3 separate regions of the Homo sapiens genome follow, and regions 1 and 2 are each linked to region 3. A link is a loop called in an ENCODE intact Hi-C map of the cell type or tissue named here. Cell type or tissue: K562. All regions are shown on one strand. Region 1 overlaps LOC107986482 (a long non-coding RNA gene). Region 2 has its middle 13 kb from the start of LINC01863. Region 3 has its middle 49 kb from the start of CPEB4.

Region 1 (8,000 bases), 57 kb before region 3:
CAGGTGATGGTTGTCATCTGTCGATGTTGCTCTCTGGTGAGTTCTTTAAAAATGGAAATTACTGTTTGTTTCTAATTACAAAAGTTCAGGAGTTACAGAATAGCACACAGATTTTTAAACACGGTTTATTACCCCACTACTTGTTAATAATCTCTACTAACCTGTTGGTGTATTTCCTTCCGGATACATAAAGAGAGTTGAACCCTGAACGATATGGAAGTTGGGGTGTTGACCCCCCTCAGAGTTGAAAATCTGCATACAACTTTTGACTCCCCAAAACACTACAGATAGCCTACTGTTGACTGCAAGCCTTGCTGAGAACATAAACAGTCAATTAACATATTTTGTATGTTATATGTATTGTATACTGTATTCTTACAATAAAGGAAGCTAGAGTAAAGAAAATGTTATTGAGAAAATCATAAGGAAGAGAAAGTATATTTACGTTCACTACGCAGAAGTGACTCAGCATAAAGGTCTTCACCCTTGTCATCATCAACTCGAGTAGGCTGAGGAGGAGGAAAAGGAGTGGTTGGTCCTGCTCTCTCAGGGGTGGCAGAGGTGGAAGAAAAGTCACCTGTAAGTGGACCTGTGCAGTTCAAACCTGTGTTGTTTGAAGGTCAACTGTATGATGATTGCCTACATAGAACCCGGTAGCTTTCTACAGCACTTGGAAGGAAATCCACACTCCTTATCAACACTTCACCTTGACTTTCAGTCTGTGTGATCTGGCCCTGCTTGCCTCTCCTACCTCTTCTCTCTCTACTCACACATTATTTCTCTTTCTTTTTCCCTCCTAATACACCAATGGCATTTCCCCTCAAGGCCTTCGCCTCTTTGCCTGAAATGCTCTGGATTTCATGACTCTGGAAATCATGACTGGATTTTTTTTTTTTCAGCGTGCAAGTCATGGCCGAAATGTCACCTCCTTGGATAGTCCCTCCATCTTCACGCACACTAAACTAGTCCATCTTGCATGCCTTTCTTCATGGCATTGTGTGCCATGCTCAGAAATTATCTTGTGTATTCTTAAGTCCATATATGTATTACCTGTCTTTCCCTAAACAACTTCCCACCCTGAGCTTGTTCCTGTCCATATTCCCAGTACCCAGAATGGTGCTTGGCATACAGCACATCTTCATTACATAGTTAATAAGTGAATGAATTGGATTAATGTACTTGTGAGCTAGGATCATACTATATTTAATGTTTTTATAACTGATTTTTCCCTGCTATGGTGTGACCACCTTGACTTTGAATGGAAGTGTAGCATTCCCTTGTATGGGTGGATCAAAATTTCTTTTCTTTTCTTTTTTTTTTTTTTTTTGAGACTGAATCTCACTCTATCACCCAGGCTGGAGTGCAGTGGCACGATCTCTGCTCACTGCAACCTCTGCCTCCCAGGTTCAAGTGATTCTTGTGCCTCAGCCTCCTGAATAGCTGGGATTATAGGCACACACCATCATGCCAGGCTAATTTTTGTAGAGACGGGGTTTCACCATATTGGCTCGAATTCCTGACCTCAGGTGATCTGCCTGCCTCAGCCTCCAAAAGTGCTGGGATTACAGCCATGAGCCACTGCACCCGGCCTGGATCATAATTTTTAACTAAGCCCCCATTACTGACTAGGTGGGACATTTCTGATTCTTGTGTTTGTAAGTTAATACTACATTCTACAGTGACCATCTTTGTCCATACACACATTTTCTCATCTCTCCATGACCACTTCCCTTGGATTAATTCCTAGCAGTAAAATTGAGGGAACAAAGGGTTACATCGTTTTAATCCTCTTCATATATATTACCATGGTCTGCAGAAAGGTTGTATCATCTCTGAGTTTGCTGTAATGGCCCTTAGCTTGTGGGCTTCTCAGCAGAATGCTCTGAAGACCATGGAAATATCATTGTCTCCTCTTACCCAGGAGAGTAAAGGTTGAGGCCCTCCAGCAAGACAGATCATGCCCACTTACTCTGCAGAAACTTCCTCCCTTTCCAATAACAGGAACAACTCCTAGCTCTGCTGCTCAGGCCCAATGTGTGATACACAGGAATCCCCTAAGCAGTGATGTTCCGAAGTTAGAAGTCACCCCAGCCAGGCTGAAGAGCTTATCATTCAAGAAGCTAATACCAGCCAGCCAGACTGTGCCAGCTCAACCTTCCTCCTTTTGTTCTCCAAAGCACACCTTGCCTTGGTTACCTGACCTTCACTAAGCTCAGCCCATATTTGGCCAAACCATCTGGGCCTCTGCTCAACGTGCCTTTGCTTTGTTACCTGTTCCACATCATTTTTCAAGGTCTAGCTTTACTCCCCACCTAAACTTTCACCTTCTAGAAAGCCCCTTTTCATAGTACAGCTCTCAGGGAGATCTCCCAGCCCAGAACTGCCCATAACTCTGATTACCAGCCTCTCCGTCAGCATTTGCCCATCTAACCACTTTGTGTTGTTTATATACCTTTGTGCATGAGTAACTCTAAATTTTCAACTGAGTGTTTTTCTCTCTCTGGGAGCTCACGCATAGTGTGACAGTCAGAACCTTTGAGATAATCAGGGCTGGGATTGAGCCTCAACTCTGCCACCCACTAGTTCTGTGCATTTGGGCAGCACAGTCAACTCTACTGAGCCTCAGTTGCTCCATCTATAAAATGGGGGTTACTATAGCACGAATTTGAAAAGATTGCTCCAAGAATTCGATGCATGCAAAATACTTAGCATAGTGCCTCCCACAGAATGATTATTAAAAAATCAGCAGCAGGCCGGGAGCGGTGGCTCATGCCTGCAATCCCAGCACTTTGGGAGGCTGAGGCGGGCAGATTGCCTAAGCTCAGGAGTTCGTGATTAGCTTTGGCAACATGGTGAAACATCGTCTCTACTAAAATACAAAAAATTAGCCACCCGAGATGGTGTGCCCCTGTGGTCCCAGCTATTTGGGAGGCTGAGGCAGGAGAATTGCTTGAACCCGAGACGTGGAGCTTGCAGTGAGCCGAGATGGCACCACTGCACTTCAGCCTCGGTGACAGAGTGAAACTCCGTCTTAAAAAACAAAAACAAAAACAAAAAACAGCAACAAAATGGGGATATTCATCCTAATTTTGTTTTTCTAGACCTCTACAAAGGCTGAGCCAGTAATGTGTACAATGTTAAAAGAAATATTTGTGGAATGGAATGAGCGGATGTTGTGTAAACATTCATTGTGCGTGTACGTATTTAGTTCTACTAACCAGAACACTGGGGGACCAGAACCAGTTACCCCAGTGTCTAGAGAGGAGGAAAGAAATCTCTCTCCTTAGCTGAAACCTTAGTAAGAGCTCAGTCCAGAGCTTGCTTGAAAGTAAAGATATGTCATCCAATTTAATCCCCACACCAACCTTACAGAAAGATCTTTTTATATCCTTATGCTAAGAAGACCTACCACTGACTGTGCCAGATCTGTGCAAGATGCTTTTGAAAAATGTAATTCCCTTTAAGCCCTCACACTATCTCAATGAGACAAGAATTATTATTACTGAAGAGGAAATGGGGTCAGAAAGTTTAAGTGAACTGCTCAAGGGCAAATGGGTAGTAAGAGAAGAAAGAAGATGAGTCAGGATTGAACAGAGGCTTACTCTGTTCAAATAAATAAAATTAAATTAAAACGGTTGCCTCTTCACCAACTGATTCCCTGACATTCTCACATGCGTTCAGTTGGTGCTTAATAGGAACTGAATTGAAATCTCATGGTGATCTGTTAGAGACTTGGATCTTCTAATAGATGCTTCAAAGGGAGCAGTTTCTATTTCCGGTGCCCACGGAGATCTCGAGGGAGATTTCTCCCCACCCCTGCTCTGACGTCACGATGTTCTTGTTTTTCTCTGGGCCCTGTGACTCAGCACATGGCTCCAGATGGCTTCCTGCATTTCCAGCCTGTTGGCTGGGGTGCCCAGGCCCTGGTAAAGTAAGCAAACCAAAACTAAGTTGCAACAAAGCATCAACACCTCCCTGCCCCTGCCCTCTGTTATGAAGTCTTTGTAGTCCACTACTCATGATGGCCAGTCCCTCCATTTCTCCCCTCCCTCCTTGCCCTGAGATCCCCACACTTGGCCCCAGCACATCTGATGCCTGAAGATGAGATCCAGGAGTGATCATTCTCCCAGCAACCAGTGAATGGGCAAAGGGGCAGTTCTTTCACCCTTTGATCCTTTATTGACTTTAGGCAATTTACTTTCTCAGCCTCAGTGATCAAATGGGGACGCTAATATTGTCTACTTCTGAGGGTTGTAGAGTTAGGGTTGCCAGATAAAATACAGAAAGTCCAGTTACATTTGAATGTCAGATAAATGATGATTTTTTTCAGTACGCATGTCCCAAATATTGCTCAAATTTAACTGTGTGTCTCATGACTTTATTTGTTAAATCTGGCAACCTTATGTGGAGTGTGGAGTCAGATAACAAACGCAAAAATGCTTTGTCACCTACAGAAAGCTGTACACTTCATGATATCTTTTCCATGAGACGTATGCATGTGTACCCATGACAACCAGCTTTGTCTGGAGCATAGAACAGGTAGTTTCAGGCAGGTAGTGGAGAATGTGTACCACCTGAGTCTATGATTTGAGATCCCTGGGTCTTGTTTGTCAATGGACTGATCTTTGCACATTTCGCTTCTGAGCCCTCAATGCATCCATCTTGAATTCTCTCAAATGCTTGAATGAAAAATATAGGAGCAACAGAAGCCCAAAAGGTTGCCTATTACTGATTGACTGGCATGTGTCATAGGCCAAATCTCCTTTTGATTTTGTGGTTAAAGAAGAAACAAGTAGAATAATTTATAAGTGTAAATCCTTATTTATTACATGCTTTATTATGTAATAAAGAATGTATGTGCACAACATTTAGCTCTAATATGTTCTAAGAGCCCTGCTTAACACAGAAAAACAAAAGGAACCAGCATACCATAAATAGACTACAGTGTTTATTTTTGATTTGGGGTGTCTCCTCCTACTAGAAATCTAAATTCTGAGAGGAAAGATTTTTGCCTGTTTTGTTCCCCAGGACTGAGAACAGTGCCTGGCCCAGGAAGGGTGGATATTTGATCAGTTGAAACCAGTTTAACTAGCTACATTAAAGAAAAATAAATGCAGTGAGGCACAGAGGCTCATGCCTGTTATCTCAGCAATTTGAGAGGCTGAGGTGGGAGTATCGCTTGAGCCAAGGAGTTCAAGACCTGCCTGGGCAACAAAGCAAGACCCTGTCTCTGCAAAAAAATAAAAAAATTAGCCAGATGTGGTGGTGCATGTCTGTGGTCCCAGTTACATGGGAGCCTGGAGCGGGAGGATCCCTTGAGCCCAGGATGTCAAGGCTACAGTTAGCCATGTTCATGCCACTGCACTTCAGCCTGGATGACAGAGCAAGACACTGTCAAAGAAAGAAAGAAAGAAAGAAAGAAAGAAAGAAAGAAAGAAAGAAAGAAAGAAAGAAAGAAAGAAAGAAGGAAGGAAGGAAGGAAGGAAGGAAGGAAGGAAGGAAGGAAGGAAGGAAGGAAGGAAGGAAGGAAAGAAAGAAAAAGAAAGAAAGAAAGAGAGGAAGGAAGGAAGGAAGGAAGAGAGAGAGAAAGGAAAGAAAGGAAAGAAAGAAAGGCAGGCAGGCATGGGAAAGAAACCTTTCTGGAACTAATCCACCTCCCTTTCTTGCTAAGGTATAGTCATAGCCCTAAGTTTTTTAGAGTGATTTACACCACCTCCCAAAGGAGTCTCCACTAACCATGACCCATTCACTCAAGTGTCCAGCGACCCAGGTTGCTTGATATGCCTTTCCCCAAACTCCCCAAAGAGCTGCTGCTATGTGTTTTTATTTTTTAACAAATGTGCCATTGGCTCCCAAGGCAGTAATGAGTGCCGAGTACTGAGTATTTGGATTCCATCACTGGCTGGCATCACCAACAAAAGAAGTTCAGGCCCCTGCAGGGACTCCTTGGAGAACTCTTGGGGCTTGCCTCTTAGAAGCAACTCTCTGACGGAGAGCCTGACATTATCGGTGACTAGAAGCAGCTTTGCCAAGTCTTGCTGCTGCATTTGGGTCCCATTACCCCCGTGGCCATCCTTCACTTCTATGTTTGTTCAGCTGCCACTGTTCCAGCATTCTCCCCCCATCATTCTCAAAGCTGCCCCCTCTTCTTCATCCCCATCACCTGCCCTAGTCCAGGCTTCCCCATCTCTTCCAGGCCTGTTTTATTTCCCTGCCTATAGACTTTGCTTTCCAAATCCATCTTCCCCACTGTCCCAGAGCAATCCTTTTGAGAACCATGTCTCAGCAGCTGTTGACTTGTCCCACGGCTCCCATTCTATGAGCTTTAGGAAGCCAGATGCTCTTCCTAAAACGTTTCCATGTTTCTCTGTGGGAGATGAGTAGAGATGGGAGCTATATTCTCATGGTCGTTTCTGGCTTGCTTCCACTGAATTAGTTTAGTATAGGAATCAGTCACCTTGCATGGATGTGTGCACACACACACACACACACAAGCACGCACACACATATACCTATCAGGTGCCATCCAATCACACATCACATCCACCCAGATGTGGCTTTGGCCCCTTTCCCCTATTTTTCACACCAGAAGGCTCATGCTGGTTATTTTTGTGAGCATCAGGCTTTTCTGAATATTTCTGGATGGAGAAATTCACATGTCAGCAAGATATCAACTTCAGTGTTTTCAATTATATACTTTTAAATATAACATACACGGTTTCATTCTCTTCATTAAAAAATAGGGAGAAGGAAAGGATAGAGATTTGTTAAAGGATACAAAATTACTAGATGGCTAGATAGGACGAAGAAGTTGTAGTGTTCTATAGCATTGCAGGATGACTATAGTTAATATATAATATAGTATATAGTTTCAAATAGCTAGATGGAGGATATTGAATGCTCCCAACACAAAGATATGATAAAGGTTTGAGACGATGGATATGCTAATTACCCTGATCTGATCACTATATATTATATGTACCAAAACATCACTATGTACCCCATGAATATGTATAATTATTATTTGTCAATTTCAAAGAAAAAAGAGTTAAAGCATCAGAGATAACGCTGAGGAGGTGGACCAGGAAGGAGGAGCCTGGTTTCTTCATATCACCACGGAGTCTCCAGCCAGCCTGGGACTACTTACCTCTCGGGCTTCCTGTTGCAAGATATAAATAACCTGCTACATGTTGGGCGGCTGTGAGCAGGTTTTCTGTTCCCTGCAGCTGACAATGCTATCTGAGACACTCCCACCTACCACTGAGCCTCCCTTGTCTTCCACCATCACTTTAGCTTCTTACCAGTCTTTATTTTTCTACCTAGTACTTCATCACTGGCTGACAAGGTATGATTTTTGAATTGCTCACAAGTTGGTCTCTATTTTCCCATGAGAATGTAAGCTCCACGTGGAGAAGGAGTTGGTCTTGTTCCCATGTTATCTGTAAGGCCTAATACAATACCTGGCTCATAGCAGGTGTTTGATAAGTGTTTGTCAAATAAATGAATGAATGCAGATTTGATCACCTTCCTCCCCTTTCAGAAGATAAAATCCAAACTACTCAGATAGGCAAACGGTCATTCCTGCCCTGGACACTACCTGCTCCACCCACCTTGTACCAAGCTCCATGTCTACACCCTCTGCTGGGCCTTTGCACAGGCTGTTCTCTCACATGCATTAATTGAGCATCTTCTATATGTCAGGTGCCCTTTTAGGCATGGGAGATAACTCAATGAACCAGCCAGCTGCAGTTTCCACCCAATGGAGCTCAGCAGAAAGGAGAGACGTAGGCCGGCAGTACAGTGTGGTCAGTCACAGTGCAAGGTGGGATACAGGGAATTAAGAGCTCCTCAGTGTCTAAGTAGCAAACTCCAATTCATTTTTTAAGGCCCAGCTCCAATGTCCCGTCTTCTAGGAAGGCTTTTCCTAGACCCTGTGTTGGAGCAGATGCTCCTGGTGCTCCCTAAGCCCCTTGGCCTTCTGCTGCCACTGAACGCAGCCC
Region 2 (8,000 bases), 210 kb before region 3:
GGATTTATTTCCAGAGGGAGCCTGGGGCTACAGTGAAGCACCCATCTTCCTTAGGAGACAGTGGCTCAGGAGCCTGTAGGCAGGAAAAAGGCTGCCTGCCTGAGCTCCAAGAGGCTGGGCTTGGCTCCCAGCTCCCCTTACTCTGGGCCCTCCAGTGCTTCATTCGTGGGCTGTGCTTCCAACATCTGCTGCTGCCACTTGCAGTTTGAGCAGAGTGTCTTCTGGGGCCACACCCAGAAGTAAGGGTTTCCTCTAGCCCCTAGGTGCTGCTAGATACATGTACAGTTCTCAGGGGCTCAACCAGGAATGAAACTCTGCTCTCCTACCTCCATTTCAGTGCTCTGTCTTCTGTTCCCTTTCCAGGTGGGCTTTGATTGGCAGGCCCCATTCAGTGGACCCTGGGCATTGTCAACACTACTTGCCAGATTTCCCCAGCTCTCTGCCCTCCAGATCTGAGGCAAGACGGCACTTGCTGGCCCCAAGGCAGGGCCATGTGACTAGGTCTGGCCAGTGAGCCATGCGTGGAAGTGACATATGTCACTTCTGGTTGGGAGCCTGTAATTGCTGCTCTAATCACCCCTTCCCAATGCCATGGTGACTGTGGGAAATATTTGAGATCAGGCGGCTCCAGCAGCCTGAGGTCTGAGTTAAGAAAGTCCTGGAATGGAGCCCCTTGCTGGACATGTAAGCGTGACCCAGAAATAACCCTTGGTTGTTTTTAAGCCCCTCAGATTTAAGATGTTTTTGTTACTACAGCATTACTGAGCCTAACCTGATTGATACGTGCACATTTGCCTGAGATTTGGTTACCTGGCATCTCAACTCTCAATGCCCTTCCTATTTGGGGGGAACTCTGTACCCCCTGAGGCTTGTTAGGTGGCAGAGCCTTCCTATGGGTAGAGAAAATACCAGATACCCACTTTCCCAGCCTCCTTTGCAGCTCTGTGCACAGCCATGGCCAGAAGGGACAGTGCTCCAGCTGCAATGACAGGGGCCCTGTGTTTGTAGCAGCTGCAGCAATGATGTCACTGGACTGGTTCTGGAGCAAGAGTTTTGTTTGTGATTCTGGCTGCGAGACCGCCCTTTTTCTTACCTATTTCCTGAGCCTAGTTCTTCAGTCTTCCTGTCAATTCCGTGAGCTACCTAGAATCTTTCAATGAATTCCCTTTCAGCTTAAATCACCCAGAATACATTTATGTTGCTTGCAACTAAGAGCCTTGGAGCAGTACTGCCAGTTAGAGGTCAATGTGAAGCTGGAAGGGAGGGCAGAAACTGGCAAGATGCACCTGCCTTCCCTTGCTTTTCTCAAACTTGCTTCTCCAGGGGCAGGCCTTGTATATCTTAGCCCAGTGCAAGCAAGGGTCTTCTGGTCAGACTTGGTCACCTTTTGGGCATGTGAGCCTCACTTCCCTTATCTGTAGAATAGAGTGACTAAAAGACCTTATTTTTAGGGTGGATATGAGGAAGGCATTTGAAAGAGAATGTATTTGAGAGAGTTCCAGGAATGATAAAACAAGACCCCCAGTACAAGTTTACCATGTTATTATTGTCAAGTGTTAGCTTGCATGAGTATATCCAGCTGTGGAATCGCAGTTGGCATAACAAGGTAAAGTGGCATCTTGAGACCCTTCCTAATGTCACTCTGTCACTCAGCTCTTTGGAGGTTACAGTTCATTCCTCTTCATTCAGACCCATGTGAGGTTCTGCCCAAGAGACCTAAAAACCCCAGCCTTTAGATACGAAGAAATTCCTTGTGAACTTGGTAAAAACAGAGAAGCATAGAGGTGGGAAAGAATATTAGGGACCGTTTTATTCAACATTCAACTTGCAGAGTTCAGAGACAGGGAGCCACTAACCCACGGCCACACAGCAACTCTGTAGCTGAGCTTGGGGGTTGGAATGTGGAACTTTTGAACCTGATATTGGGGTTGTAATCTGGAGGTAGGGTTGTTTTATAATCCAAGTCTGCAGAAATATACTGGAAATAGGACGATTCTCTCTCAAATTAACAGCCCTATTTCATAACAACTGATGACCAACTGATGCTCGTTCCGTCCTACAGAAAGATCCCGAGAGGGCCCCTTCTCCTTTTCTTTCTCCGCTGTCTAAAATGCTTTATTGAGGAAGGGTGAAAAATTGCTGAATTGATCTTTTTAAATGAACGCGGATCTGAACCAAAGAAATTCGGAAGAAGAGAACTTTCTCATCCAAGTGGCTGCCAACACCTCACCCCCAGCTGAAGCGCTCCCTTGTTCTCTCCTGCTCTGCCCCAGATTCATGGGCCGCTCTCTGAATCGTTGGCAATTTTCTCTGTACTGTCCTGACAACCTCCAGCCATGAAATTAAAAAGCTAGTTACCGAATCTTGCTCCTAACGGCTTTGTCCTTGCCAGCAATTCGACAGAGAAATCTGGAAGAGAGAGAGCCTCCACTTCGCCTGCAGTGGGTTGAAATGCTGCTGGAATGACAATGGGATTCGCAGTGGGAGGAGGAGAGAATGCGCAGTTTGCCAGGAATGAATGAATGAAAGGGAGAGAGAAAGAAAGAGTGAACTTCGGGCTTTAAACTGAAAAATTCCAGTGTCTCAGCAGAAGCCCTGATGCCTTTACTCCCAGACCTGCTACAAAATGCTGAGCAGGCACATTTCCCCACACCAGTGCCCTCTGGCCCTCAGCCTGGGTTCAGAGCTAGGGGCCGGAAAGCTGGAGAGTTGGAATTTGGGAGAGGAAGTGACTTCAAACTGGGGCAAGCCCTGGGAGGCCAGTCTACCTAGCCAGCTGGCTTTCCTCCCCCCATCTCATGTGTCTCCCCTGAATTCAGACATCGTCCACGCCCCCAAGGAATTTTAAGAAATCCTCAAAACCCAAGGAATTTTAATTGCCCTTAATTAAGGAAAAATGTTCTAGAAGACCACTGCAGTGTGGCTCAATGTGATATGGGTCCCTGAGCTCAGGAGGGTAAGGCTCAGCCTTGTTGCTGTCTGTGTTCCAGCCCTTGGCCTCGGGACCCACACAGAGCAAGGGGCTGGCAGATACCTGTTGGACAAAGGGATAGGACCAGCTGCATTCAGGGAGCCCTTTTTCCTGCCTTTGCCCTGTTCGGGCATGGACTTACAGATGGATCTTGTGATGTGCAGGGGTCGCAGGAGAGAGAGGCATTTGAGCCCTCGCTCAGTCTCCAGGGACAGGCGGAATGAGGTTGGAGTCCCAGCTCTGTGATGTCTTAGCCAAGAGACCTTGAGTGAGTTATCTGTAAAATGGGATTCCCCGTGGTGGTAGCTCACTGGGGGGGCTGGCAGATTAAATAAAGTCTTACATGTAAAGTGCTTGTCATATAGTCAATGCTCAGTCCCCATGCATCTTGGAATTAGTCTCATTGCTGGACAGGCCTGGTATTGAATGGACCCTGGGAAGCTGTGTTGGCCCTCGCTATTTAACTGAGCCTTCACTCACTCACTCATTCATACAAATACTTATCTAATGCCTTCCACGTGCTACCCTGTGCTAGGGGGTAGGGCAAGAAGAGTAAGTAAAAGGTAGCACAGTTTCAGTACTTGGAGCTTAGCCAGCAAGCAAGCAACAAACAAAAAAGCAAACATGCAAAATCAAGATCAAAATCATTTTGGGTGCAGATAAGTTGATGATCAGAGGAGGCCTCTCTTGGGAGGTGACATTTGAGCTAAGACCTAAATAACAAGAAGGAGCTGGGTACACTTAGACCTACAAGGCAGGAAGAGGGTCCCAAGGTAGGGAACAATAGCAAAGGCTTGGAGATGGGAACAAGCCTGGCCTGACCGAGGGGCAGCGGGGACGAGGATGGCTGCAGGGGGAGGCCTTGCGGGAGTTCAGGTTGCATTCTAAGAATTCTGGGGAGCCACTGGAGAGGTTATTTCACAGTGTTGGGAACAGGAAAAGCAGGAAGTCGGCCTGGAGGATTGGGGCTGGAGCCCAGAATGTGTGCTGGGTGTCACTGGCTCTCACCAACCTCTCCTTGGAGGCTGGATCTGGCCCCCTCTTTGCCTTGCACATGCTGCAACTCTGCATGACAGGGCAGGTCTTGCAGAACAGTGATGCAGCAATACCTAACTCAGCATTATTATGTGTGGCCCACCTTCTCAGAAGTGCATGTCTCCCCCAACCTCAGGGTTACCCCTGCATGGAGGAGTAGACCCCCTGCTGCTCCCCACACACCTGCCCTGGCATGGAGCACATGCTGCTATAGCAGCCAGGGACCTACTGGAGTCAGAGATGCTCTTCCCAGGCTTGGCCTGATGGGGGCAGTATCAGGAGAGCTCCATGGTGGGCCGGTCCTCCATCCCCCCAGGCTGAGTCCACCCTCTCAGCCAAGATGCCCCTGGTCCAAGCTGTGCCATAGGCCCTGCAGCCACCCTAGGGGTGGAATCTGGAGTCCTAAGACTGTGATAGCATGACCAGCCAGTTCACAAAGCACTGCACCCTTGGGGTCAGACAGCCAAGAGCTCCCTGTGTTATGGAGCTTGAGATTCTCCCCATTGAAAGGGAGCTAAGAAGTTAAGAGGCATTGAATCCAGCCTCATACATTCACTCAGTAAATGTTTGTCAAGCTTCTATGATGTGCCATACATTATATCAGCACAGGGTTATATACTAAAGATGGAGGACTCTGTGGCGCCCAAAGCAGAAATGATTCTGGCCCTCATGGACATCTGTATTTCTAGGGGGGTGAACAGACACAGAACAAATCAACCTACAAATACATAATTCTAAACCATGACAAGTGACAGAAAAGACAGAAACAAAGCATGGGGCTTATGTTCCAGATCCAGGAGTGGCCAAACTGGATCCGACGGTACAGAGATGAATGGCTCAGCTAAGATCAGAATCATAAAACACCATTTTGAAGGGCACTGATGCATTCCCAGAATGCCTGTATCATATATGAAATTCATTATTAACAATAACTGCCAAAATAAATCAATATGAAAACGATGTTGTGGAGAAAGTCTGTCTGGCTAGTATTGAGACTCGTTGGCGAATCTTGACATAACGAAAGTTGTTAAATGTAGTGGTCTGTTTACTGTGTTTGTAAACACAAAAATGAGAACAGATGACATGTTTGTGGAGCTTCTTCTGTGTCAGGCACTGTGGTGGGCACTGGGGGCCCAAGGATAAGCACCCTGCTTGTTTGGCATTGCCTGGAAGTAAAGCACTCCCACCCACACACCGGAAGCCCCTCACAGTGACTGCCTGCACTGTGCCAAGTGAGGGATGGCTGGGCTGCACATTCCTGGGCTGTCTGTTTTGTTTTGCTTCAAGATTTGACCTTGTCGCCAGATTTCTGTCAAGATTAACCTGGCAGAGTTTCTGATGTAGTTCATTCTACAGCGAGTTAGGCTTCCGCATTTGATGAAGTCAATATACCTGCATCATGGTGAGGCAGGCACAGAAGAGGAGGTTTGCGTGGCAGAACAATCCCTTTTTAGATTAGGAAACATAGAATTCATGTTGGAGAAAAGAGTGCTATTTCTGTCTCCAATCCGATTTTGTACCCACTTTCAGTTTTAAGCTGTGCCCCATTCCAGAGCAAAATCCTCCTCTCCTTCCTCTCCTCCTCTCCCCCACTGCCCCCTTCTTTTTCTCCTCAAGTCCTCCCTCCTCCCTCCCTTCATCTCCTACCCCCCTCCTCCTCCTCATCTCCTACCCCCCTTCTCCTCCTCATCTCCTACCCCCCTCCTCCTCCTCATCTCCTACCCCCCTTCTCCTCCTCATCTCCTACCCCCCTTCTCCTCCTCATATCCTACCCCCCTTCTCCTCCTCATCTCCTACCCCCCTCCTCCTCCTCATCTCCTATCCCCCTCCTCCTCATCTCCTACCCCCTCCTCCTCATCTCCTACCCCCCTCCTCCTCATCTCCTACCCCCTCCTCCTCATCTCCTACCCCCCTCCTCCTTATCTCCTCCTTCTTCCTCTTCCATCTCACGATCTCTTCCCCATCTTCCTCCTCCCCTCTCCTCCTCCCAGTCCTCATCTTCTCCACTCTCTTCCTCATCCCTCACCGCAACTCTTCCCTCCTCCTATTCTTCTTCCTCCCCTTCCTCCCACCTCATCTTCCTCTTCATTCCTTCTCTCTCCTTCCTCCCTCTCTTTCTCTCTGCCTTCTCCTCCTTTTAAAATCAATCCAGATTTACTTGGCTTTTGATTTGTGATTTAGTAGTGATCAGGAGATTTGATGTTAAAGGAAAATCGGATAAGCCCAGAGCCACTGACCTAATTGATAGGAGTTGCCATTGCCTCTGTTTTTCTGTATAAAATGGGAACAGTTTTTTGTACAATACAAGTACAATACAATACAAGTATTTATTTGGGCCCATATCTATTTTCACTAGTCTTCTGAGTTCTGTGAGGAACAAGAAAGGAATGAGTAGGACAATGTCCTCCCTCTTAGCAACTTCCTATCTCAATGGAGACCGCCTATCGAATGGGAATTTTCTACCCCAAGACACCTGAGACAGACCACAGTACACGCTGTGAGTGATTGAAGCACAGGCTCTAAATGCTGGCAGAGATCAGGCTCAGTATGGGCTGGAGGGAGGCTCCACAGACAATGTTCATCTTTTTTTTTTTTTTTTTTTTTGAGACAGAGTCTCACTCTGTCGCCCAGGCTGGAGTGCAGTGGCGTGATCTCAGCTCACTGCAACCTCTGCCTCTCGGGTTCAAGAGATTCTCCTGCCTCAGCCTCCCAAGTAGCTGGGATTACAGGCGCCTGACACCACGCCTAGCTAATTTTTGTATTTTTAGTCGAGATGGGGTTTCACCATGTTGGCCAGGCTGGTCTCGAACTCCTGATCTTGTGATCTGCCTGCCTCGGCCTTCCAGAGTGTTGGGATTACAGGCATGAGCCACCGCACCCAGCCTGACAATGTTCATCTTTAACAAAGTTCTGAAATTTGGGAAGATCTAGAATTGGAGGGCTAGGTACTTCTAATTCTGATGAAGGGAGAACAGTCATGATCATAGTACCAAACTCTCTCCCCTAATTCCCTGTTCCCATGGGGAAGGGACCAGCCTTTTCATGTCCTGCTCTTCTTCCCCTTTATTGCAGTCCCCTACCCTGAGCTGGTTTTGGTATCGGCCCTTTCTTCTTCCCTTTCCTCTCAATCTTGCTCATTATGTGGGACCTCAGCACTCCAGGGAGAAGCAAATGTCCTAGGCACAACAGCAAAACAGTGCATGTGGCAGAAGGCCATGGATGCTGACCTGAGCCTGGATCCCCGCTCCGCTCAAGATTCGTGGACTTAGGAGATTCAATCGACTTAGGAGATTCAATCGACAAGTTGAGCGAGGCGTCCAAGTTTGCTCCTGAAAATTGGGGGTGATAATCCTACTTCACAGGACTGCTGTTAGGATTCAACAAGGCAATGCCTGGGTAAGCAGTAAGGTGCAGATAGAGATGCTCCCAAAATATTAGCTCTAACTTTTTCTCAGCTCTTTTCAGCTAAGCACGATGGCAAATAAAACCTTCAGGGGACACAGAAGATGAAAGAATTCACACTCTGGAATCTGTTCACCGTGGGCTTGGTCTCTGTTTCTGGTTCCAGAAGAGGTATATTATGAACAAGTGAACTGTCCTCTCTGAGCTGCAGTCTCCTCATCTGTAAAACAAATATCCAGAGCCCCCCCTCCACGGAGGGCTGTGCTCAGCATGAAACTAGCAATGCATGTGAAATGTTGAACCCATTGGTGGCGTGTAGAAGGTGCTGGCATCACTGCCGTGGTGACCTTGGCTTAGTCAAGGTCACAGATATGGTGCCCCTTGGTGGCATCAGTATAGGGCTAGAGCTTTGTACCAACCTTAGAAAGATGATGAAACATGTTGGAAACGCTGAATCATCTCTACCAAGTCTTTACATGAAGTTTGCCGTCAAGGTATCTGCAGGCCAGGAAGCGTGTTTGGAAACAGGAGCTGGGCGCCTCCATGGGATTGATCTTCTTGAATTGCCCTTTGGAGGCCACTCACCACATCC
Region 3 (8,000 bases):
CACCACAGTCGCTCCCCTCTTTCAAGCCACATCATCTCTTGTTTGAATGCCTGCAATATCTCCTAGTCACTGTCCACGCCCTTGCCTTCCTGCAATACCTAGTCCATGCAACAGTATCATCTTTTCAGAATGCAACTGTGACCCAGGGCTGCCCAATCAGAGCATGACATCGCCTGGCCGGCATGACTGGTTGAGGGATGGCCTGTAATCTAAGCTAGTGAATAATTATAACTCTCACCTTTTAAGCTCTTGCTGTGTGCCAGACATGGGGCAAAACCCCTGACAACCAGCATCTCACTTCACCCTCACAATAATCCTATGCTGTCAGCACTATTATTATTAGAGGGGGTTAGTAGCTTGCCACAGGAATCTACTGAGAAAAGCGTCAGAACCTGAATTCAATACTTTCTAAATCCACAACCCATGTTTACAATGAAGTGTTAACAGAGACATAGAGCACCCTGTGGCTATTTTCTCCCAACAACAACACTTTTCACTATGTCTTCTAGTGAGGCCAGTGTTGTGGTGCCATGTAGACAAAGCCAAAAACAAAAAAACAGGGGCTGGGGGGACCTGCTGAACAGCCTGGCTACCCAGGGCTTATCAGCGAGATTGTCCTCCCTCCTGCAAGCAAGGTAAGGCATATATGCCCCCTAACAGTAGTAGGTTTTATTTTTTTTTTTCTGAATAAAAAGCCACCACATTGTAGTAATCTGCTACATCTTGGTGGACTGATCAGTTTCTCCTCCTGAAATTGATCTGGACATATTTTTGCATTTATCCTGGGATGGAACCTCCTGCAAGATTCCTCCTTTTTGGTTTGGTTTGAAACACAATGGTTTGCCACCATTACCGATATCCTCAGCACACTTAGCAGGCTGTCCCAAGAGTGGAAGAGTCCCGTCGTGCACTGGGCCAGGAATCTGGGGTCAGAAGGACCAGTGTGAAGAGCTGTGTAACTCCAACACAGCACAGGAGCTAGCTAAACCCATCTCTCAATAGGAGAAGAACCCTACCTCTCAGGGCTGGAGGAGGGCTGCACTCATTTCTGTCCATGCTTAGTCAAGTGCCTGGCACACACCCTCCTAAAGACTAAGTAAATTGTAGCTCTTTTTATTCATTGTTCTACTGAGAGGAAGAGTTGATTTTAAACTCATGATTATTGGCTTAATTAATTTATACCCCAAAATTCAAACACATGTTGCTGATATATAAGTAGCCCAGTCCTTCCACTTTTTGTCTCCCTTTCTTTTTTTTTTTTTTTTTTTTGAGACAGAGTCTTGCTCTGTCACCCAGGCTGGGGTGCAGTGGCACAATCTTGGCTCACTGCAAGCTCTGCCTCCCGGGTTCACCCATTCTCCTGCCTCAGCCTCCCGAGTAGCTGGGACTACAAGCGCCCGCCACCACGCCTGGCTAATTTTTTTTGTATTTTTAGTAGAGACAGGGTTTCACTGTGTTAGTCAGGATGGTCTCGCTCTCCTGACCTCGTGATCCACCCGCCTCGGCCTCCCAAAGTGCTGGGATTACAGGCGTGAGCCACTGTGCCCAGTCCTGTCTCCCTTTCTTAATAAAAAAATTACTCCTCCTATAAAATGATCACTAACACCACTGATAGGGTTTGGCTGTGTCCCCACCCAAATCTGATCTTGCACTGCGGCTCCCATAATTCCCATGTGTTGTGGGAGGGAATCAGTGGGAGATAATTGAATCATGGGGGCGGTTACCCCCATACAGTTCTTGTGGTAGTGAATAAGTCTCATGAGATCTGTTGGTTTTATAAGGGGTTTCTGCTTTCACTTGGCTCTCATTCTCCCTGCCTGCCGCCATGTAAGACCTGCCTTCCGCCATGATTGTGAGGCCTTCCCAGCCACCTGGAACTGTGAGTCCATTAAACCTCTTTTTCTTTATAAATTACCCAGTCTCAGGAATGTCTTTGTTACCACTGATTTCTATTTTTTAAACTGGAAAATGCACATGACATCACTTATTTCTCCCTATATAAAAACCCATGATGAGGTACTTAGAGGTACCAGAAATCACAGAGACAGAAAGCAGAATGGTGGTTGTCAGCAGCTGGAGGGAGGTGGAAATGGGGAGTTCTAGTTTAATGGGTACATAGTTTCAGTTTTACGGAATGAAAAGAATTATGGACATGGATGGTGGTGATGGTTGCACAATACTATGAATATATTTAATGGCACTAAACTGTATATATTAAACACAGTTAAGGTAGTAAAATTTTATGTTATGCATATTTACCACAAATTTAAAAACTGGAAAAAACTCATTGTAGTTTTCTGATTATATATTCAACATCCGGGCGAGGCACAGTGGCTCACATCTGTAATCCCAGTGCTTTGGGAGGCCGAGGCAGGAGGATCACTTGAAGCCAGAAGTTCAAGACCTGGTCAACATAGCAAGAATCTACAAAAAAAAAAAAAAAAAAAAAAAAAATCAACTTAGCCAGGCATGATGACATGTGTTTGTAGTCCCAGCTATTTGGTAAGCTAAAGAAGGAAGATTGCTTGAGCCCAGGAGTTCAAGCCTGCAGTGAGCTCTGATCATGCCATTGCACTCTAGCCTGAATATATAAAATACAAAAAAAAAAAAAATTCAATAACCATGTATTCCAGAAAATTTAGAAAATTCATAAGATCACTGAGAAAGTAATATGTCACTAACATTCTCATCCTACTACCTAAATAGTTGTAATCAATGATTTGGTGTATTTACTCAAAATTTTCTGTCTATGTATACTTATGTTTTTAAAAATAAATAGGATTATCTCATGTTAAAAAAATGTAAGTCATTTCCAATTCAGGTGCCAAAGAAAGTTTTACTTCTGGGTAGGGCACAGTGGCTCACACCTGTAATCCCAGCACTTTGGGAGGCTGAGGCGGGTGGATCACAAGGTCAGGAGTTCAAGACCAGCCTGGCCAAGATGGTGAAATCCCATCTCTACTAAAAATACAAAAATTAGCTTGGTGTGGTGGTGGGCACCTGTAATCCCAGCTACTCAGGAGGATGAGGCAGAGAATTGCTTGAACCCGGGAGGCAGATGTTGCAGTGAGCTGAGATCGTGCCACTGCACACCAGCCTGAGTGACAGAGCGAGACTTCATCTCAAAAAAAAAAAGAAAGTTTTACTTCTGAGACATTAGTATACTTTTTCCTTATATGGCACAAATAATGTAGCATCATATTTTTTTTTCATATTCTCAAGCATCATCATGTTTTCCTTTTTGTTCTGGCCACTGGGAAGCTCAATCTAAATATGTGGCCAACTTTGATAAACGCCTAGAATCCTTTGTCTGCTTGTTTATGTCCTAACTTCCTTCCTGGCCCTGATCTATTAAATCTCTCTTTCCCTAATCCTGATTTGTTCTCTATGTATAGCTTTGTAGTTTACTGTTGTATTGTATTGTGTTATTGTACATACATAATATTATAGGTACTATTGTAAGCTCCACATGGAAAAGGGTCGATGATATGTAAGTAGTCACTAGGAAGAAGATTCATCAATATTAAGTATTCTTGTAATCTGTCACAATCACCTGATTAACCTGTCATCATATGGTAAGCCCCAGGTGGCAACAAAGCAGGGGAGGGGATGGCCAGTGTTTATATGCGTGTGGGGAAGAGATAGAGACAGAGAGGCTTCAACCACCCCATATAGAACTCTAGAATCTGCTTGGGTTCCTGGTAGCAGTTTGTCACTTGAGAGAGGGTTTGTGAGCTTTATCTGCTGTCTCCTGATAAACCTGGGTGACTCACTTGTCTCTGGCCTGTATGTCTGTCACAGCTCCTGGCCACTCCCTGAACTCCAGAATAGGCACCTTCAATCCACTTTCTACTGGGTCCCAGGGTGATTTTCTTTTTTTCTTCACTACAAATGTGACCACATGACGCTCCTGCTTAAACCCTTCAGTGTTACCCACAAAGTACCCCTAAAAAATTCCTAATCGAATGCAGCCCTCTCGTTTCATAATTGAGAAGAATGTGACCCAGAGGTAAAGCAATTTAGTGGCACAGTTGGGACCAGAACTGAGGTTTCATTTATTTGTTCATTCATTCCTCCATGCATACATTTATTTACTAAAAAATTTTGAGGACTAATAGGCATCAGGCACGTTGGAGGCTCTGGAGACATAGCAGTGAGCGACACACCGGGTCTGCTGTCTTCCAGCTTCCACGCTAAAGGGGCAGGATGCAAGAAACAGATTGACGCAGAAATGAACAAGGTTTCAGATTGCTCTAAGGGCTATGAGACTTAAAAAGGAGGCACCATGCTGGAGAGTGGGTTGGGGTGGGGTGGTAGAAGAGGCTTGAGGTAGGGTGGTCGGGGAGACTCTCTGGTTGTGACATTTGAGCAGTGGCTAGCGTTGGGAAGATCTGGGTCTTTGCATGCATATGAGGTCTTGAGGAGAGCACCCACCTGGCTCCTTCTAGCACTCTGAGGAGAAGGAGAGGGCAGGAGGGGAGTTCTGTAGCAGGGATGGCAGGGTCAAGTCTCGGAGAGCCTTGGCAAGGTCTCCCGCCCTGTCATCACAATTGTGGTTTCCAAAACTCATCACAGGCTCAGGTGTGTTTTCAGGCCAAAGGCTTTTGGTTGAAAAGCAAGGAGAAAATGGAGAGCTAAGCATTTCCTTTCATGCCCAGCCCAACCAAGGCACAGCCCTTCTCACTGGATGAAATTTACACCTAACGTTATTTTTAGTCTTCTCTCTCCAGCTCAATGAATACACCTCACATGCAAGAGAAGATGAATTTATCTTTGTGGTTGAGAAATGCTCACATGTGAGAGCGGGAAAGAACACAAGCTTTGGAGGGAAGGAGAACATGGTTGAAACCTTGGTCCTGAAACCTGGTGTGGTCTTTAAGCCAGCTTCCTCACCTTCTACCCCACAGTGTCCCATCTGTCAATAAAATTAGTAAGGACTGGGGTGTATACGGTGCTTTGTGTTCTTTACAAATATTATCTCAGTTCATCTCCTAAGAACTCTCTTATGGTACTATTATTTTCAAACCCATTTTACTGATGGGGAAACTGAGACCCAGAGAAAGGGACCTGAAATTCAAACCCAAGCAGTCCCACACCAAGGTCTATCCCAAAGTCTTCCCCAGGATGTCATATCATCTTGTGCATGGTACTGCCATTGGGAAGTGTAAAAGAACTAGAGCTGGTAAAAGGCCCAGATGAGACTCTGGGCCCCCTCAGCATTGAATCCATCTTCTTTTTACTCTGAAGAACCAGACGGATGGGGCACAAGCAGGTGCCCCATGGCTGCAAATGTGAGGCAGTGCAGGGGGGTAAGACTGGTTGGCTCACCAGGGTCCCCAGCCCAGCAGCCAAATGCCCAGGTATTCCTCCTCCCTTCTGCCAAGGAAAAGAAAAATAGGTTTGACTTCTTTTCACTGTAGTCGTGGTCCCCAGCCATGACCCTTTCCCCTGGATTTCATTGTTATGCAGAAGCCACTCCGTCCCAGGCAGAGCGTGTCCCTCCTTTAGGCTCCCACTGCACCACGTACATCCTGTATCTCGCCCTTATAAACCTGTATGGTAATTACTTTACTTGCCCAGGGCAAGAGTACAAACAGAGACCCACATATTATACGTCTAAATATTAAAAGTTATAAATCAAGCTAATGAACTGTTAAATAAAATATGTCTAGCTGCATACCTTGACAAATATATCTGCCTAACAATCTGGAAGGTCAAGATTGAATTTAGAAATCTCAGATGCCTCAGCATTTTGCGCCTACAGGTGGTGACCTTGGAAAGCCAATCCCAAGCCCCAGGCCCGGCTCCTGCCCCACTTCTCTCCCCGCCTTGGTCTGTATCTGTACTGAGATGGGCCTTGTGCAGGCAAAAACACCTGAGGGTGCCCCGGCCTCACAGCCAAACTCCATTGTCTATTTCCCCTCCCAACCAACAGCTACCCTTGGCCACCAATGGGCTTCAAGGTTTGCGCACGGGCGGCTTGCTCAGCCTTTGAGAGGACAGACCTGGGGAAGGAGTCCATGCAGTTTCTGGAAATAAGCTCATAGCTGTTTGGGCAAGGTATTCTAGTCCCCAGTGTGTGCATAGACCATGAGCTACAACATTGGTATCTAATAGAAACATAACGTGAGTCATAAATGCAAGCCACGTGTGTAATTTAAAATATAGTTAATCTTTGAATAACACAGAGGTTAGCGGCAGTACCCCCTGATCACAGTCATACCAGCTTATAACTTGACTTCCTTAAAACCTATCTACTAAGCTGAAGCAGGAGGATTGCTTGAGCCCAGGAGTTTGAGACCAGACCTAGCAACCAGTGAGACCCTGTCTCTACAAAAAAAAAATAAAGAAAAATTATCTGGGTGTGGTAGTGCAGCCTGTAGTTCCAGCTATTTGGGAGGCTGAGGAGGAAGGATCACTTGAGCCTGGGAGGTTGAGGTTACAGTGAACTGTGATCACGCCACTGCACTCCAGCCTGGGTGACAGAGCAAAACCCTGTCTCAAAAACAAAAAAACAAAAACAAAAACAAACCACTAATAGCCTGCTGTTGACCAGAAGCCTTACCAATAAACACATATTTTGTATGTTATACGTATTATACACTGTATTCCCACAATAAAGCAAGCTAGAGAGAAGAAAATGTTATTAAGAAATCATAAAGAAGAGAAAATATATTTACTATTCATTAAGTGGGAGTGGATCAGCATAAAGGTCTCCATCCTTGTTGTCTTCAGGTTGAGTAGGCTGAGGAGGGGGAGGAAGAGGAGGAGCTGATCTTGCTGTCTCAGGGGTGGCAAAGATGGAAGAAAATTCATGGGTAGGTGGACCCATGCAGTTCAACTGACACTCTGTGTTGTTCAAGGGTCAACTGTATACTAATAGCTCACATTTTTTTTTTAATAAATAAATGCTGGGTGCAGTGGCTCATGCCTGTAATCCTAGCAATTTGGGAGGCTGAGGTGGGCAGATTGCCCAAGCTCAAGAGTTCGAGACCAGCCTGGGAAACATGGTGAAACCCCATCTCTATCAAAATACAAAAAATTAGCTGGGCGTGGTGGCACATGCCTCTAGTCCCAGCTACTTGGGAGGCTGAGGCATGAGAATCGCTTGAACCTGGAAGGTGGAGATTGCAGTGAACCGAGACGGCACCACTGCACTCCAGCCTGGGTGACAGAGGGAGACTCTGTGTGTCTCAGAAAGAAAAAAAAAAAAAGCAGGTGAAATTAATTTTAGCAGTATATCTTATCTAACCCAATGTATCCAAAATATTATTCCAACATGTAATCAGTGATAGAAATGTTACACCCTATTTTGTACTAATTTTTTTTTCTTTTTTAAAAACCAATTTTAGGCCAGGGGCGGTGGTTCACACCTTTAATCCCACACTTTGGGAGGCTGAGGCAGGTAGATCACTTGAAACCAGGAGTTTAAGACCAGTCTAGCCAACATGGCAAAACACCGTCTCTGCTAAAACTACAAAAATTCACGGCTGGGCGCGGTGGCTCATGCCTGTAATCCCAGCACTTTGGGAGGCTGAGGTGGGCAGATCACCTGAGGTTGGGAGTTCGAGACCAGCCTGACCAACATGGAGAAACCCCATGTCTACTAAAAATACAAAATTAGCCAGGCCTGGTGGCTCATGCCTGTAATACCAGCTACTCAAGAGGCTAAGGCAGGAGAATTGCTTGAACCCGGGAGGCGGAGGTTGCAGTGAGCAGAGATCGCACCAATCCACTCCAGCCTGGGCAACAAGAGCGAAACTCTGTCTCAAAAAAAAAAGTTAGCTGGGCATGGTGGTGCACACCTGTAATCCCAGGTACTCAGGAGACTGAAGCAAGATAATCGCTTGAACCCGGGAGGCGGAGGCTGCAGTGAGCCAAGATCGCACTCCACTCCAGCCTGTGCGACAGAGTGAGACTCTGTCTGAAAAACAAAAACAAACAAAACACCATAAAATTCACCGTTGACAGTACACAATGCAATGGATGTTGGTATATTC

What was found. Hi-C counts contacts between places; a loop is a spot of excess contacts. Peaks named below come from ENCODE experiments on the same cell type or tissue, not always from the same donor. Only the 100,000 strongest peaks of a DNase experiment are listed, where the experiment ranks them.
Region 1: a loop joins it to region 3, with 5 times the contacts of the local background. A loop is called at or near these places in 10 of 110 quality-filtered maps.
Region 2: it touches region 3 in a loop (2.9-fold over the local background); 10 of 110 quality-filtered maps call a loop at or near these places.

The regions. Positions count from the first base shown.
Region 1 is chr5:173,778,406-173,786,405 of GRCh38, forward strand. LOC107986482 (a long non-coding RNA gene) reads left to right here. Exons shown (of 2, transcript XR_001743004.2): 1 at 1-36. Among named protein-coding and RNA genes, the nearest start is that of LINC01485, 8.5 kb to the right of the region's middle. RefSeq lists enhancers at 1-564, 321-615, 441-660, 3,791-3,935 and a cis regulatory region at 3,858-3,868. In K562, no CTCF peak of the experiment used is centred here; DNase peaks (open chromatin) are centred at 509, 3,816, 4,446 and 7,194.
Region 2 is chr5:173,625,624-173,633,623 of GRCh38, forward strand. No RefSeq gene overlaps it. Among named protein-coding and RNA genes, the nearest start is that of LINC01863, 13 kb to the right of the region's middle. RefSeq lists enhancers at 2,638-3,459, 7,308-8,000. In K562, CTCF peaks have their summits at 255 and 4,284 (motif pointing right); DNase peaks (open chromatin) are centred at 248 and 4,278.
Region 3 is chr5:173,835,726-173,843,725 of GRCh38, forward strand. No RefSeq gene overlaps it. Among named protein-coding and RNA genes, the nearest start is that of CPEB4, 49 kb to the right of the region's middle. RefSeq lists a silencer at 1-275. In K562, no CTCF peak of the experiment used is centred here; DNase peaks (open chromatin) are centred at 126 and 3,686.